2 separate regions of the Homo sapiens genome follow, and region 2 is linked to region 1. Evidence: read pairs that join two places in POLR2A ChIA-PET (ENCODE). Cell type or tissue: PC-3. All regions are shown on one strand. Region 1 overlaps PPP1R21 (protein phosphatase 1 regulatory subunit 21). Region 2 overlaps FBXO11 (F-box protein 11).

Evidence for each region. Peaks named below come from ENCODE experiments on the same cell type or tissue, not always from the same donor. Only the 100,000 strongest peaks of a DNase experiment are listed, where the experiment ranks them.
Region 2: POLR2A ChIA-PET joins it to region 1 with 6 read pairs; 3 of 35 experiments call an interaction of 5 or more read pairs at or near these places.

The regions. Positions count from the first base shown.
Region 1 is chr2:48,447,723-48,450,222 of GRCh38, reverse strand. All of the region lies in intron 1 of PPP1R21 (protein phosphatase 1 regulatory subunit 21), which reads right to left. Among named protein-coding and RNA genes, the nearest start is that of PPP1R21, 8.2 kb to the right of the region's middle. RefSeq lists an enhancer at 2,360-2,500. In PC-3, no CTCF peak of the experiment used is centred here; a DNase peak (open chromatin) is centred at 1,342; H3K27ac peaks cover 778 bases.
Region 2 is chr2:47,863,862-47,866,361 of GRCh38, reverse strand. The region is part of intron 1 of FBXO11 (F-box protein 11); the gene reads left to right. Among named protein-coding and RNA genes, the nearest start is that of FBXO11, 41 kb to the left of the region's middle. In PC-3, no CTCF peak of the experiment used is centred here; no DNase peak of the experiment used is centred here.

The DNA of each region.
Region 1 (2,500 bases):
TGCCAATTAGACAATACTGGCTGCTATTTCACAAAGCTACATTTAAGTGAAAAAAGCAGTGAGCTGGAGAGGTGAGAGATGCCTTTGGAGAAAGAGGTAAAACTTGGGCTTTTTTTCACAGATAATTATTAAATACTGAGAAATAACGCTATTTTAAATAAAGTATACAAATCAGAAATTATGCAGCTAAATGCATTTTTACTTATGTATACATCTATATAACCACCACTGGCAGGGTTTTAAAAGATAAAATTTACTTCTGTAATAAGAGGAAAGTATTCTCAGTGAAGAGAACACAGAGCACTTAAGCATAAATATACAAGCTCATTGTAGCTGAAGCAAAAGGTTTACAGACTAATATTCCCAGGGCTCAGTGCAGATATCATGAAAGACCAGGTTCTTCTCTGAGAAACTGAAAGAATGAGACATCTTTGTATGTGAGCTTTAAAAAAAAAAAAAATCTATTTCTAAAATTAAAAATAAAAAATTTTTAAAAATCTTTCTAATTCTGCATAGCTCAGATCTGTCTCCTGAGAACACAGAACAGAAATGACCCTTTTCTGTGCCAAAAGAACAAGCATATTTGAATGCTAAATCTTAAACTATTTAAAACTCAATGGAAAATTTAGCTAAGATTCTGAGATAAAATGCAGGAATACTGCAGGATATTCAACAGTTTGAGCAAAAGACAGACTAAAAAGATGAGATTCTTCTATTTTTAGAAAGTTAGAGATGACAGTTCATTACCACAAGAGAAAGCAGACCCAAATATTTGCTCTGCCATTTATTAGACAATATAAACTTGGGAAATTCACTTAACCAGCTATATGGTCTATAGAATGGGAAATTCACTATAACCAGCTATATGGTCTATAGAATGGGTAAATTCATTTACCCTACCTTCCTTCTTCTGAGGCTACTGTGAGAACCAGATAAGAAACCTATGTCAAAGCACTTTCTAAACTATAAAATGCTCCACAAATGGAAACAGAGCTCTTATTATTAGAACAGATTCAAAATGACAACAGATATGTTTATTATAGTTTGCATGGTGTAAGGCATTGTACACCTTGATTGATATGGGTGAGAGATGTAAAAGATATGTTCTCTATTTTCAAAGAACTTACACTTTAAAAGGGAAGATAAAATATTAAAAGATAACTAGCAATACTAGTATTTCCTGCTTGAAAAAAAAAGTAGAAGAGATTAAATTCTCTAGAACACGGGTTGGCCAACTAAGGTCTGAGGGCCAAATTGGCAGGCTATTTTTAAAGTTTTATTGGAACATAGCCATACTCATTCATTTACGTACTGTCTATGGTTGCTTTTGAGGTACAATGGAAGAGACGAGCAGTTGCAACAGAAACCACATAGCCTCAAGCCTAAAATATTTACTGTGTGGCCTCTTACAGAGCTTGGTAAACTCTGCTCTAGAAGTTCAAAAGAGAGAAATACCACTTTAATGTTGACTTCCATGATGTAGTGTTCTACTTTTTAAGCAAATATCAACATAGTCTTGAATAATGTGCTACTTCACAGAATTCAATAAATACTTTCAAATCCATATAGCCAAAAAAATAGCAATACTGCTTCAGTCTTTAGATTTTATTTTATAAATCTAAAGACGTTAGATTTTATTTCATACCCCTGCCTTAGCTGTGATCTGTAATCTCTTACATGTCTTCTTTGTGTGGTATTTAGAAGCTCCTAACGACTACTTCAAGGACTAAGAATGAAGCTTGAAGTTCACTGAACTGATAATTTCCTGTAAAACCAGAACCACAGCAATTAATTTTAAGAAAAAAAACCTCATCTTTCATTTCTAAGGCACACTGCAGACTATTTAAAGCAAACTGAACAGACTGCTTTGTTAAAAAGCAAAATGAAACTTTCAAGCTATTGCTGTTAGGAATTTAATATAACTGATTATAACAAAAAAAATTAGGATTTTCCTTTGCAAAATATTTTTTACTAAACTGGTAACTCAAACATGGTTTCAATGAAACCATTTAACAGACAATGCAGCTTTTTAAGAAACTGTTATCTGAAAGACCTTTCTATTACTTAGTAGGTAGAAATGGAGGAAGATGATAAGCTTGCATACTCTATTGCCATTTTAACTACTCTTTGCAACATTTGATGTTTTTCTGCATTTCAGCATCACTTCTGCCACTCTTACTGCATTACTGAATGAGAAGCTTATAAAATCCTGAGCTGCTCTTATTAGCCTGATCTTTTTTTTTTATTTTATTATTTATTTATTTATTTATTTTGAGACTGAGTCTCGCTCTGTTGCCCAGGCTGAAGTGCAGTGGTGCAATCTCAGCTCACTGCAGCCTCCACCTCTCGGGTTCAAGCGATTCTCCTGCCTCAGCCTCCCAAGAAGCTGGGATTATAGGCACGTGCCACCACGCCCGGCTAATTTTTTGTATTTTTAGTAGAGACAGGGCTTCACCATGTTGACCAGGCTGGTCTTGAACTCCTGACCTCAAGTGATCTG
Region 2 (2,500 bases), 580 kb after region 1:
TTGTATGTTATAAAAGATGAGATAGAGTGTATTTGAATTACCTGCTTTCCACGTTATTTTTGGGTTTTGAATCATTTTTATTTCCCTTTCCCACTTTTTTTTTTTTTTTTTTTTTTGAAGCAGAAGGGGTCTGACTTGTCCAGGCTGAAGTGCAGTGGCAAGATCCTAGGTCACTGCAGCCTCAAACTCCTGGGCTCAGGAGTTCCTCCTGCTTCAGCCTTTCAAGTAGCTGCTACAGTTGTGTGCCACCATGCCCAGCCAATTTTTTTTCGGTAGAGATGGGAGTCTTGCTATGTTGCCCAGATTGGTCTTGAACTCCTGGCTGCAAGTGATTCTTCCTGCCTCAGCCTCCCAACGTGCTGGGATTATAGGCATGAGCCACTGTACCTGACCCCAGCTAATGTTTTTAAAAGTATCTTTGCTGATTATTTGTTTTTCCTTTGTTTCCTTCTTTCTCCCTTTATCATAGTTAATCCTCACAGTGGTTCTCAGAAGTAAATATTTTTCTGCCATTTTACCCATGTGGAAACTGAGGCTCAATGAGGCTGAGTGTCTGCCCACAATCATATAGCTAAGTATTGGGGCTGGTATTTGAACACATTTTGTTGACTCTAATAATATCCCATGTTGTTTCCACCAGTGTCTTAAATTTATTTAAGATTTTTACACAAATGTAGAGTGTTTTTACTTTGTATGACTATTAATTAAAATTAGATCTGCCAGAGTGACAGGAAACCCAAAACAACAGTTGTTTAACAAGATAGAAGTTTATTCCTCTCTGTTGTGATGAAAGTCTACAGGTAAGCATCTAGAGTTGGTATGAAGGCTCCACTATGACATTAGGGACCTAGGCCCCTGTTTTATTTATTAGTCTGCAGTCTGTAAACACAGCCTTTATGGTTCAAACTATTTGTTCACTCTCCAACATTCTTTCTAGCAGGAAGCAGAAAGGGTGAAGAAGGGCCTTCTTTCTTTCTTTTAGAACATATCTCAGAAGTCATACAGGACACCTGTAGCCCATTGGCCATGTAGCCCATTGGCCAAAACCTAGTCAGATGGCCAACTCAGTAATAAGAGCAGCTGAGAAATGTGAGCTTTATTCAAGATGTTCATCTGTGCAGGTTAAAATCTGGGTTCTATCACCGAAGGGGTAAATAGATTTGGGGTGATAGCAGTTTCTGTCACAAAGATACAATCAGGTTCTGCTGCAGTTTGTTTATTGATGGGTATTTATTGAGCACTTATTACCTGCCAGACACTGTGGTTCATGTATATCTACAATTAACACAACTCTGTTAATTCCTGTGGAAACAGGAAACAGTTCAGGAAATTTTTAGTTTAAGAAAATTTTACTCTATAAATAGGTTTAAACTAACAAGCGCCCAGGTGTTTTGTTTGTACACGTAGAATGAAAGTCTTGTCAAGTGTTACACTAATATTTTACTTAAAGTATTGTTGGCAAATAAATGAGGAAAGAGTGTTCTTGTCTCACATAACAAATAGACTATTATAATACATGTTGATTCATTTAGTAGAAGTAAATTTCAAGGCTTTGCTTCTTTTCAATTCTGTCACTTGATGTGGGTGAAAATACCTAATTCATAGATATGTCATTGCCCTAGTGAGTAAGTTAGTGATTTACCTGACCTCTGTGGACTTTTATTCATCTTGACAGAGCCTCTATTGTTTGTTTATAACATAAATAATTTATTAAATCTAGTCTCTTATTTACCATTATTTAATCTAGATTCTTGTTTATTTTTGTCTTTTTTGTGAGATGGAGTTTTACTCTTGTCGTCCAGCCTGGAGTGCAGTGGTGAGATCTTGGCTCACTGCAACCTCTGCCTCCCGGGTTCAAGCAATTCTCCTGCCTCAGCCTCCCGAGTAGCTGAGATTACAGGCATGCACCACCACACCAGGCTAATTTTGTATTTTTAGTAGAGATGGGGTTTTGCCATGTTGGCCAGGCTGGTCTTGAACTCCTGACCTCAGGTGATCTGCCTGCCCTGGCCTCCCAAACTGCTGGGATTACAGGCGTGAGCCACCACGCCCAGCCAATTCCTGTCTTTAATTATGAGTTGTTCAAAGGTAGTTTCTGTCTCTTTCATTATATGTTTTCTCATGAAATACCGTGAGTACTTAATAAATGCTTTTTTATATTTAATGAATAGGAACATTTAATTAGGAGGGATTCTGTTTAACTACCATAGTTATGTTAGTCTTATAACTGTGAAGATCAATGAAGTCACATGCCTTTGTAAACATGACCAAATTACCAGCTTTTTAATGGAAATAAATTAAAAATTCCAGCACATATGCCGTATTGTAACTTGACTACCATTTTGTTCAAAATAGCAAAACCCTAAATCCAGCTTTAGATTTATTGATTTGTCTTTATGGGGTTTTGGTTTTTTTTTTTTTGAGACAGAGTCTCACTCTGTCTCCCAGGTTGGAGTGCATTGGCACAATCTTGGCTCACTGCAACCTCCACCTCCAGGGT